2 separate regions of the Homo sapiens genome follow, and region 1 is linked to region 2. The links are chromatin contacts, found by Hi-C in ENCODE. All regions are on one chromosome and are shown on one strand. The core of a region is the stretch at or near the end of the contact, and the rest is flanking DNA. Distances in the headings are between cores, read along the strand shown. Region 1 has its middle 48 kb from the start of ZC3H11B. Region 2 overlaps LYPLAL1-DT (LYPLAL1 divergent transcript).

Evidence for each region. Hi-C counts contacts between places; a loop is a spot of excess contacts on that map. Pooled maps may share reads with other maps.
Region 1: a loop to region 2 is called in a map with no recorded cell type, with 6 times the contacts of the local background. The contact joins two enhancer-like sites. A Hi-C loop is called at or near these places in 2 of 37 single-sample maps with no recorded cell type and 2 of 50 pooled maps.

The regions. Positions count from the first base shown.
Region 1 is chr1:219,657,727-219,664,340 of GRCh38, reverse strand. No RefSeq gene overlaps it. Among named protein-coding and RNA genes, the nearest start is that of ZC3H11B, 48 kb to the right of the region's middle. RefSeq lists enhancers at 2,964-3,013, 2,960-3,254 and a silencer at 2,968-3,167. Within about 2 kb of position 3,525, at least 4 of the 41 ENCODE cell types and tissues checked have a DNase peak (open chromatin) inside an H3K27ac peak, as active enhancers do.
Region 2 is chr1:219,084,872-219,091,021 of GRCh38, reverse strand. It overlaps LYPLAL1-DT (LYPLAL1 divergent transcript), which reads left to right. Exons shown (of 5, transcript NR_038845.1): 4 at 4,362-4,527. Among named protein-coding and RNA genes, the nearest start is that of LYPLAL1-DT, 86 kb to the left of the region's middle. RefSeq lists an enhancer at 1,751-1,800. Within about 2 kb of position 1,966, at least 7 of the 41 ENCODE cell types and tissues checked have a DNase peak (open chromatin) inside an H3K27ac peak, as active enhancers do.

The sequences.
Region 1 (6,614 bases), core at 2,276-4,775, 570 kb before region 2:
ATCTTGGTTTATTCTACATTTTATAGGTTGGTGCAAAAGTAATTGTGGTTTTCACCTTTTTTTTTTTTTTTTTTTTTTTTGAGACGAATTCTGGCTCTGTCACCAGGCTGGAGTGCAGTGGTGCAATCTTGGCTCACTGCAACCTCCACCTCCTGGGTTCAGACAATTCTCCTGCCTCAGCCTCCCGAGCAGCTGGGACTAGGGGCATGCACCACCATGCCCAGCTAATTTTTGTATTTTTAGTAGAGACGGGGTTTCTACTACGATCATGTTGACCAGGATGGTCTCGATCTCTTGACCTCGTGATCTGCCTGCCTCAGCCTCTCAAAGTGCTGGGTTTTTACCTCTTTTTAATGGCCAAAACTGCAATTACTTTTGCACCAACCTAATAAACAATTCGATAAACATTTCTTGAGTTCATCACACACTTGGATGAGTGCTGCAGCTATCTGGATGAAAAGCTATGATTCCTGCCCTTAACAAATTCATAGCCTAGTAGAGAAGACAGAGGACAAATAATTGTTTTAGAGATTGTAAAACCTGGTGATTTAGTGACAGGCTTGGAATGACATCCTCTGGATCTGAATCTTTTCTCTTGCCATATACTAACTGTGTGCTCTTGAATAAGTTTCCTAATGTCCCTTTATCTCAGAAAGGATAATCAACATCTAAATAAGGGTAAAAACTGTACCCTCTTATAAAGTTATTGTGATAATTAAAAGAATTAATACATGTATGAAGTGTTTCAAACAGTGCCTGGCAAAAAACAGAAGTCTAATAAATGTTAGCTTCTACTGTGATTCCTCAGAATTATGGCGGCAATAAAATAAATGCATTTGCATCAAAATCACCTGGTGATGGGGGAAGCTTAGTAAATGCAGATTCCTGGGCCTCCATCTCAGAGTTTCTAATTTAGTAGGTCTAGGTGGAGCTTGGGCTTCTGCTATTTTAATAAGCACCCGGGTTGGAGGTCTTTTTAAAGGGGTGGTGGCTGGCGAAAAGTTGTGGGTGATGAAGTTAGAAAGTGAAAGTAATTTCTGGAGAGTACCTGAGACCATCTAATTAAAGCATTTCAGTGAATAAATGGGTCAAATTGGTTTCTGATTTCATGTGGACAAAAATGAGGGATGGAGTAGAAGTTCGATCTTGCAGTTTGTCATGGTGGTGATAAGTAGAAACAGTCAATACTGTGCTAGTTAATCATTATGTCATATTCTCTTCTGATAACCAGCACTGAGCATTTCTAGGGAGAATTCAGCTTAGATGCTGGTAGTGGGGATATTTAGACACAGCAATGAGTTAAAAATAAGGATGTGAGCTCTCTCCCTCTTCCTCTTATGAATATCTCCCAAAAAAAGGTAGGCTTTTACCCATCTGAGGTGTTTAGATATTTGGGATATTTTAGATATTTTAGATTTGGATATTTGGATGCTTGGGAGTACTTAGGTAATGCCTCAAAATATCTACTCCATAAAATGAGAAGGGATCTTGGGGAAAAATGTTACTTTCTCTTTCTGTAGCATTAATAAAACTATGGAAATAGTGAGGGAATAGTCAATGGTCTTATAGTACAGATAAATAAATGAATTTCCGGCAGAATACGTGATTTTCTTCCTGCATTGTTTTAGACGAGATCGGGTGCGTTCAGGGTGGTATGGACGTATACCTTGCATTGTTTTAAACCAAGGGGATTTTACAGTGAATTTGAACAAGAAGAAAGTTCCAAGTGAAATCTGGCCATTGCTTTACATTTAATCTTTACATTGCTTTATGGTAGAACAAAACTTTTTGTCAGTTGTATGGTGGATTCTATGATTCACCTGATCCAGCAGGGGAAAGAAGGAGATTCTTTGGGAAACCTTGTTTGGTGACATGCAGTTGTTGGTGAGGTAAAGGGAAGGGACTAAAAAGGTAGTCAGAAATTGATTAGTTGTCAGAGACATTCAAGGGTCACCTTTGTTTTTTCTTTCTTTTTAAAATTGTCATTCTTCAGACATTCTATAGATGCTGTTTATTTATCATGCTATTAGCAGAAACTATGCTGCTCTAAAAAGTTACATAATCAAACCAAATCCTTATCCAATTTCACTGCAGTGGGACTCTGCCCACTGTGTGCTGCTCCATTATTATTGTATCAGCTTTTTAGCAATAATTGACGTCTATCTGATATAAAAATTGATACTTGGCAGAGGAAAAGAAAACCTGTTCTTTTGTGCTTAGGGCAAGTGGATGGTAACTTGCTTAAAACCCGTTTGGGAGTCAAATTGGAATATCTCTCAGCAACATTTCCCCACTTAGGTACAGTAACCGGAAGGTAGCATCCAAAAAATGTAAACCATTGTTGGGCTTCTGGATGTCTCTGAGAGAGCCTGTGTTTAGATTAATGGACGGTCGACTGAATAGGGGGTCATGATGAGTGGCCAGACTCTTTGCAACACAGTAGGCCTATTGTACATCTAACAGCGACTCAATTCAAAGCGATTCATGGCTTGGATGCTTCTGTAAATATACATTAGCCTTTAAGCAAACCAGGAATTATACCAGCTTTTATTTTTTTCTTTAAGAGAAGAAAATAAGAGAAAAAAGAATGAAACAAACACCAGAGAACTTTCTTTTGCAACAATGCCTTCTTTTCCTTTTGACATTGTTTTTTAAAGTTGCGGCAGTCCTGGGTGAATGAATATGGGTTTTTATCCCTTGAAACAGAGGCCTGCTGTCTGATGCAGGCTTCTTTTTCCTGCTTGATTGGCAGGACTTTCTGTCTCACTCCCATTAGAGAAGAAATACTGTTTAGATTTCGACACAAGATATTGCCAGTGGAATAAATAGTGCCATTTTCATGATAAAGTGGATGTTTAAGATTAAGGGTTTATTTAAGCCCACTGGTGAGCGACATTCCACTTGAATTAGGAGACACTCCTACAGGAAACAAATTTTATCAACCTAATTTTGTATTTTCCAAGCTTTTCCTGAGCAGCAGACAGAAGCAAAGATGTCGCCATAACCTTCTGTAGATGTCGCCATAACCTTCTGTTGATAGCGGAAAGCAACACCCAGGAGTAAGCGCTTGCAAGGTTAAGACAAAGAGCTCCCATGTACACGGCAGAGGGCGCTCGAGGACTGGCTGCGAGGAGTAGTTGGAACCGACTTCCCCGCTTCTTTCCTTCTCTTTTAAATGTAGGACAGGAAAAATAAAAGGATCATCAGCCAGAAAACAAAGGGCGCCAGAGAGCCAAATGTATGCAGCTGAAGAACTTGAAAAAAATTCTGGGGACTCAAGAGAGGAACCCATATTCTCATTCTCGTTGTCAGTCATTTTGCAGCTGTCCTGGCCTAGTATCACCTTCTCTTCTCCAGCCACATCCCCCACTTCACACTCCCTCAATTTGGCCCTCCGAGATTTGGTCCCGTTGGCCAGAGCCATAGGCTGCCTTTAGGAAAACCCCTGGCTCGCATGACGTCACCACGCTCATAGGGAGCGAAACTTCCCAAGCACCCCCACGGATGGTGCTAACAAAAGTTAAGCAGCGCCCCACCTCCTGTGTGCAACAGGGGTATCCTCCTCACCCCCTTTTTTTGTAAGGGAGGTGAGGTGGGAGGAGCTGACGTCGGGACACCTGGTTCTCAGCCCAGCGCTGCCCCCAGGGGCCTCCCTTAGTCTTTGTATTCCTGTTCTTCATTTGTAAAATGAGGGAATTGGGCTAAATGGTCTCTAAGCGCTCAGGTTATGCCGTTTGTAAAATTATAAGTGAGAGGTTGAGTCACCCCAAAGCAAGATTTTTAGTGCAAAATTTTGAGGGAATTGAGGCAAAGTGTTTTTTTCCTCTCTTCTTCCTGGAGTGTGAATTACCTGATTAAAAGTCTTGACTATTTCACTTCTATCTCTGTGGTGTATCGATCAAAAAGTTTATTGAACTTTTACCCTATGATCAAAATGGAGACGAGCAGATTAGATTATACCTTAATTAGCAGTTTTCTTTTTGCTAATGGTTTATTTATGAGTTCACAGCAATTTCTTAATATTAAGTTAAAAATATTGCCTGATAAACTGACAGATTACACTTGCATTTTCTCTTTTGTTCTCAGAATAAACGTTAAATATTCTTTTTTGGGGGGGATGTTCTAATTTAATTGGCCCTAATGAGAGCCAGATTGCTCATTAGAATAAAAAGGAAAATGACAATCTGTGTCACGTTTATCATCCTCAGTGATGGGCAAGGTTGTACTAAGGTTTGGAATAAGTAGACAGATGTAGAGACTAAGAGGGGCTCTGATAAACAGAGATATTGAATGTAGATAATAAGCCAATCTTAAAATTAAGCATGTGTTTACATTGTGTTCAAAGACTATGACGCCATTGGGAGACAGAATGTGGGGAGAGTTTAGCAACAGCCCTCTCAGCTGGTGACTTCAGGACAGAAACTTCTCAGTTCTCAGCAGGGGCTCCCTAAACAGCAGGCATAAGTGGATAAGTCAGTTTTGTCAAATATAGGAAAGTATATCATGTTTCAGAAGAAGACCAAAACATTATTTCAATATGAGTAAGAGTTTTCTCTTTTACCTAATAAGTGAAATGCTCACCAGTTTTATTCTGGAATGTCAGTGTGGCCCATTTTCCCTTAAATATTTGTGCCAGCAATTTCATAGTTTCCTTGGGGGCATATTTTAAAATCTATTTATCTCCACAGTGTCTACTTTGCATGGGGCTTTTGCAATAAGAGGTGCTCAAAGGCAGTTGTTGAACTGAATGTTCATATTAATTTTTTCCTCTTTAATGCAACAGAACAGCTACAGAAACAAACAAACCAAAAAAAAAAAAAAAAAAGAAAAGAAAAAAGAAATAGCCCTGCATGAAGTCACAATTTGGCTCATGCTAGGTGCTGAGTCCATTTCCAGCTCTAATGACTGGATACTCACCACCAGCTTTATCTAGGCTGCTGGGAATGAGCTGCACCAGTTGGAAGACACACTACTTATTGTTCAGATCGTTAAGCATGAATGTGCTAAGCATCAAAACTCAGATTTAGTGCAAGCTTAAAGTGGCCATTTCTTAGATCCAGCATTCTGAGTTTCAAAAAAAGAATGTTTTTGTATGTTAATACTAATGCCACTTTCTATTTGAGTCACTTCTGAAAAACAGTTCTGTGCTAGGGCAGTGCAATATATAGTTCTGTGACATTACTTAGTGAGAACCAGCAGCAGTGTGGCAAAGTGCTTAGTTGAATCAGAGCCATACAGAATCATATTTATGCTTACATAGGCGTTGTTGCATTTGGGAGAACGTGTTCACGGGAAAGGGTGGTGATGATGGTGGTGGTGGAATAGTATGTGATGTGGTTAGAAACCCTGTTTTTCCATTCATTGTTTAATCTTTGATTCTTCATCTATAAAATGAGACCTCTTGCCATTGAGTTGTTTGAAGGCTGAGAAAAATATATGTAGAGTCCGTAAACATATTCAAAAGTAGGCATTCAAAAATAAGCTATTTTTGTTATTTAGGTTCTAAAAAGCTCTTTTCTTCCCAACTATATTTCCAAAGAGCTGTCAAATAATGTACTTAGTTTTTGATTAAGACTGATGCTTTCCAGAATTACTGGGACAGAAACACTAACTACTCATTAAAATAATCCTTTGTGCCTTCAAGGGTTCAGTTCTTTTCTTCTTTCTCTATTTTCATTCTACTTCTCTCCTCAGAACAGTTTCTAAATTCTGCTTCCATCACATCTATTTGATAATAATCTAATATGCTACTCTTCCTGAGAATATTTCATTATTAGTAGGGAACAAATCTATCCACTAAGAAATAAAGTATGGAATGGGAATTTTAAGCGTTGGTGAACACATTGGAACATGTTTTTTTAGAGTACTAGGAAGTTTTCAGTGTTTTTGAAATTAAACTCATTGGTGGTAACTATGGCATGAAACAGATCATCTATTAAATCATCAGAAATTAAGGATTAAATAATTTATCTCACCAGTTACTTATCTAGAAAGGCAATGAGGAAAAAACATTTACATTCACTCATTTATTTAAATTTTTTTTTTTGAAATGGAGTCTTGCTCTGTCGCTCAGGCTGGAGTGCAGTGGTGTGATCTCAGCTCACTGCAGCCTCCACCTCCTGGGTTCAAGCAATTCTCGTGCCTCAGCCTCCCGAGTAGCTGGGACTAAAGGCACAAGCCATCATGCCCAGCTAATTTTTGTATTTTTAGTAGAGATGGGGTTTCACCATGTTGGCCAAGCTGGTCTCGAACCCCTGACCTCAAATGATCTGCGCACCTCAGCCTCCCACAGTGCTGGGATTACAGGTGTGAGCCACTGCGCCTGGCCAATATTCAAAATATTGAATACTAAAAATATTCAATATTTTTAAGTGATGGATTATTATGAGCCAAGAACCATTGGTGCTGAAGAGTCAAAAGGCTTGAGGCACAGTCCTTATACAGAGAGTTCCCAGCCTAGAATCAGAGAGAGCAACAGCAATGCACTGATAACCCGGAGGCAAAGTGGGGATGACTGAAAGAAGGTTGTTGAGGAACCAGCTCTGACCACCATGGTCTTCAGAAAGCACACTGCCTCCCTCTGGAATGAGAAGGCTGCACAGGCCATGCCAGGT
Region 2 (6,150 bases), core at 717-3,216:
GAGTGTTCCAGTGTTGAATGTATATATATTTACAAGTGTTACACCCTCTTGCTAAGTTGACTTCTTTATCATTATATAATGACCTTCTTTGTCTCTGTTTATAGTTTTTGTTTTGAAATCTATTTTGTCTGATGTAAATATAGCTACTTCTGCTTTTTTTGTTTCCATTTTCATGCAATATTTTTCAGTTCCTATATTTTAAGTCTAAGTTAGTCTTTATAAGTGAAGCGTGTTTCTTATAGTTACCAGATTGTTAGAGCTTGTTTTTTTATTATTGTTATTGTTCAGGCTCTCTATGTCTTGTGATTGGAGAGTTTAGTCCATTTACATTCAATGTTATTATTAGTAAGTAAGGACTTACTACTGCCATTTTGTTATTTGTTTTCTGGGTGTTTTATGTGTGCTCTTCTCTTTCTTCCTTCCTTCTTCCCTGTATTCCTTTTTGGGAAGTTAATTTTTTTTGGTGGGTTGTTTTAATTTACTGATTTTCAGTTTTTTGTGTATCTGTTGTAGGTTTTATGATTTGAGGTGACCATGAGGTTTGGAAATAACATCTTAGAACTCATTATTTTAAACTGATCACAACTTAGCACTGGATACAAAACAATCCAAACTCACAACAACGAAAGAGAAAACTAATAAAAGCTCTACACTTTAACTTAATCCCCCTGCTTTCTAACTTTTTGTTGCTTCCATCTACGTTTTATTATACTATGTCTTAAAAGTTGTAGTTATTATTTTTGATAGGTTTATCTTTTAGTCTTCGTATTCAAGATATCAATAGTTCACGTACCACAATTACAGTGTTATAATATTGTGTGTTTGTTTGTGTACTTACTATTACCAGTGAGTTTTGTACCTTCAGATGACTTCCTATTGCTCATTAGTGTCCTTTCATTTTAGATTGAACAGCTCCCTTTAGCATTTCTTGTAGGGCAGTTCTGGTGTTGATGAAATCCCTCAGCTTTTGTTTGTCTGGGAAAGCCTATTTCTTCTTCATGTTTAATGGGTATTTTCACTGGGTGTACTCTTCTAGGATAAAAGTCTTTTTTCCTTCAGCACTTTAAATATGTAATGCCACTCTCTCCTAGATTGTAAGGTATGTTATTTGTGTCTTTTCTCTTGCTGCTTTTAGAATCCTTTCTTTATCCTTGACCTTTGGAAGTTTGATTATTAAATGTCTTGAGGTAGTTTTATTTGGATGAAATCTACTTGATGTTCTACAACCCATCTATACTTGAATTTTGATATATTTCTCTAGGTTTGAAAAGTTATCTGTTATTATCTCTTTGAATAAAATTTATACCTTGATCTCTGTACCTCCTCTTTAAGGCCAGTAAATCTTAATTTGCCCTTTTGAGATATTTTCTAGAACTTATAGGCAAGCTTCATTCTTTTCTATTCTTTTGTTTCTTTTGACTGTGTATTTTCAAATAGCCTGATTCTTTCTTCTGCTTGATCAGTTCTGCTGTTGGGAGACTCTGATGCATTCTTCTGTATGTCAATTCAATTTTTCAGCTCAGAATTTCTACATGTTTCAAAAATTATTTCAGTATCTTCGTTAAATTTATCTGATAGGATTCTGAATTCCTTCTCTGTGTTATCTTAAATTTCATTGAGCTTCCTCAAAATTTCTATTTTGAATTTTCTGTCACTCTTGGATTGATCAGTGGTGACTTTTTCAGTTTGTTTAGTGAGGTCATGATTTCCTGAATGGTCCTGATGCTTTTGGATGTTTGTGAGTGTCTGGGCATTGAATAGTTAGATATTTATTGTAATATTTGCAGTCTGCACTTGCTTGTACTCCTCTTGTGGAGGGGTGATGCAAGCTCCACTGTGACTACCACACTGAGACTGTGCTGAGTCACACCCAAAGATAGCACAGCACTGGGTCTTGCTCAAGACCCATGGTGACCACTGCCTAGTTACTGCCAGCGGAAGGAAGGAGTCTCCCCCAGGTTACTGAGCTGCACTGCCTGGGTTGGGGGAGGGGTGATGCAAGCACTCCCTTGTCCACCTGGCTGGTGTCTCATTAGGTCAACCCAAGTCTACTGCCTTCTAGCCCAGCACGCACCAAGACTTGCCCAGGAATTGCAGTCCTTGTCGCCTAGACTGCCTTTGAGGTTTATGTAGTATCCCAGAGTGCTTTGGCCCATGGTAGTGGGGCTAGCCAGAACTCTAGTTCCAACCACTGGGAAGGGCAATTCCTCTCTTGCTGGGACGGATATAAGGACTCCCTCCATGGGCACTGGCTGAGTTCTGCCTTATCTTGTTTTCTACTGTGGCTGGGCTGCACTGAGTTCCAATGCAAAGTCCCACATCACTGCACTCTCTCCCCCACAAGAACACAGATCCTCTCCGCAGCATCAGCAATTCAAGACTATCTTTCCTAACCTCTTCAATGCCTCTTTCTTTGATATGATGTTAGAACCTGGTACTGTGATCACTCACTTGATTTTTGGTTCTCATAAAAGTGCTTTCTTGTGTGGATAGTTGTTCGATTTAGTGTTCCTGTAGGGGGACTATTGTTGGAGAGTTCTATTAGGCCAACCTGCTCTGTGTCTTCCCCTATAGTTTCTTTTTGACTCAGTTACATTCAAATTTATTTTTTACACTTTATAGAAATATTAGGGAGGTTAAAATTTATCCTTTATTTACTGAGCTCTAATTTAACAGAATTGAAATTGTGGTCAGAGAATGTATTATGTTTGACACTAAGTCTTTGAAATTTATTGAGATTTGCTTTAAAGCCTAGTGATATGCTTAATATCCCATTCTATTCCTATGTGGAGGAATCATAAGGTGAGAGACAGACCCTCTCTTTCAATATGTAGCACAAGGGTTCTTATTTATCCTCTGGACAATAGCATACAGATACATGTCTCAAGTTTATCTAGTAAGATTCTCTTGCCTGTAGCTTTGAATAATGAGGGTTAGAGATTTTTCCCAGCCAATGTGGAAGGTTTGAGAGACTACTGGTGTGGCAGCAAGAATCCAGTAGCAGCAGTATCAATTCCTATGTCCTAAGCAGACTTCAGGCTCATAACCTGCTTTCCTTATTTTTCTGCCAGAGTCTAATTCTCAACTGTTGATTAATTCTCTAAGTTATTGATATCTTGCCAATACATTCCTTTTCTGATTAATGTAACCAAAGTCAGTTTCTGTTGCTTAGAACTCAGAATTCTGACAACTGTGAAACACAATGCTTCTGAGGGAATTACAGCATATTACTTTTTGCTTTATTTTATTTAATCTTCTGTTTCTCTCCTCAGGAAGTGTTATTTATTATCCTCATTTAACAGATAGGAAAACTGGGGATTCAATATTTGAAGCACTTTATTCAATACCACACAGCCTGTAAAGTGTGAAACCAGAATTCAAGCCAGCTCTGCCTGATTCTTGAACTGCTACTCTTTAAGCCTTCCAGATATTCAATGGGTGATTTTAAACCTTTCTTTCTGACCCTAATATTCTATGAACTGAAGAATAAATACAGATTGCCAAGTATAAATCAGGAATAGCTTAGGTACTGAGAGGTCAAACTCTAGAAGCCACAAATATTCATATATTCTTAAGTTTTAATTGAGAAAAGTACTTCTCCTAGGCTTTTTACTTCATATACTCTGTGAGATGAATTTTTAGAAACTGACCTTCTCTTATTCACTGCCCCAACTCTGCAAATTTGCCACACGTGCCTTGGCAACATGAACCACCATAACACAGAGGGGCTGGTGACTTAACATACTTTGTCATCCCCCTGGCATAACAGAGGGGTTCTTTTAGGTCATGGGCCACTTTTCTTCTTGTAGGTTTATTGAAAGTTTGTGTGTTCATGCTCATTAAGTAACTTCTAGCAACCTTGGCTAAATAAGTTGGTAAAAGGCTGAACTCATAGTCAGTATTGCTTCATAATACACACATGCAGAGCTCATAATATATGTGACAGTTGATTCACTTAAATCACCTAATTAACTTTTTGCAGTCTTGTATAAATATAATAAAGTAGCTATAGAAATGAAAGATGTTTTCAAGTTAAATTTAACTCCACTGAACTCATAGAATCAGAGTTAACTTATATTTCATTTTAGGTGATTTTAGAGAAAGTTGTTTTAAAGGCAAAACATTCTTAAAAGACTGAATTTGTTTCTACCCCCATTTTTCTTAATTACTTTCATGAAAAACCTATTGATTTTATAATCTATTAATTTGCAGTAGAGAAACTGTGCTCTTTTGTTGATGTAGAACTAATAACGTACATAAATGTTTATAACTTTTAACCTCATCTTAAATATTTTTTGTTTTAAATCACACATAGCTGGCATTTTAAGGTATTTCTTGTTTTTTTTTTTCCCCACTTGCAGAATGCTTTGATGTCTTAAATGGTACATCCAAACTTAAGTGAAATAGAGCTGTGAGGACATTTTGGGGAGAAGTGACCTAGATAAGCACTGACTGTTGCATTCATCTCTCTTCTTGCTGATTGTGATGATTTCCTGTGCCATAGCCATTCAAAGTCTGCCAAAAAAGGTAAGTAATTAGGGTCTCACAAATAGTATCCAGGTACAAAAATGAAATTAAACTATCTCTGGGAACAGGAGTTTGCTTTTTGAGAGGAGCAAAATAAAACAGAGTTAAGGAAGAAGTGTTAATTTTAGCTGTCACATACCAGTTGAACAATTCTGATAGTGATACTGTTGTTTTCCAGGTGAGTAAAAGAGTCATGGAAATTAGCATACAACATAAAAATCTGTAGAAATCAAGGGAGATGTGTTACAAGAGTGGCCTAAGGAAATCCATCTGGGGATGAACAACAGGAATTCCTCATTTGGACTGCTTCTGTTATTACTCACTCAGAGACTAGAGGAAATTGTTAGATTGTCTGTGGTGTCCTTTATCTATCCTAAAATGTAGAAAGTGAAGTAGGGAAGGATGAGGAGTTGATATGCAGAAGAGGAAGCTGAAATAACCTTCCCTCAATTATTTTTCTTAAAATTGGCCTCTGAAGGGAACCCGAATGTTTAGGCATTATTTCACTCTGTCTTACACTCTATTTGTGACAGATAAATGAAATGGTAGACTGTCCATTCTTTGGCTAATGTCAGCAGCCAAATTAATCAAACTGTGGGAAGTTGCTGATATATTTATATGAAAATAACTTTAAAAAAGGCCCAATTGTACACCTGGTTTGTTTCATGGTTCAGGCTGAATATATTTATCTGATATATCATGTGATAATATTAGTAACGAAAGCCCCTAAATTAGCAAGTGGTTTGCCTACATCTCCAAGTCCTTTTTCTTTCCATCCTATGCCACTGATATTCCACCTGAATTGGGGAAATTAATTATCAAAAAGTGCCTATTTGTTTCCATCTTCTTTCTTATTCAAATACTATTTATTTTAAATTACTGTTTACTAATTAATGCTAAATAAATGTAATGCACTGTTAGCTAACCAGAGATTTATAAATAACTTTATTTCTTCATTTTCTCCCTGGGTTTTCTGCTATTTATTATTATTTAAGTTTTAGTGCTTTGAGAGTACAGCCGGCATTTCAACAGCACTTTCCTCTAATGCTTAATCCTAACTCATAACAGAAATATGTATTAAAAGCTTGAGTACATGCATATAAAGAGGAAACATTTTTCTCAACCATCAACACTTCACATTAAATCTTTGGAATATTTAGTGCCTTATCGTCATTTTAATTCTTATTCTGAGTCACAGACAGCATGAACTGAGTTTACAGGGTAATCACTGCGGTAACATTTTCTTCCTCTAGATTATCTTTCCTGGGATTAATTATATTGAGATCACTGCCCTGAGTCATAGTCTTCTGTATTTTAATAGGGTATCAGGCATGGTTCAGATAAAGAAACTTTATTGGGGCTATTTTTGTATCCTCTGTGGATTGGATGAAGATGGAATGTTCTTTGAAGAAATTGTGAGGAAGAAAGAACACAGTTTTCTCCATTACTATTTAACTTAACAGAAATTTTGATCAGTTGGATTTTAAAATCCATATTTCAAAACTTTCTTAAAAGTTTGCATACTTTAAATTCAACATTTTAAAAATTAAAATTAAAAATAAAGTATGTGTGTATGTATATATTCCTTAAATAATTTTGATAAAAATTTTGTTTATATTTGTC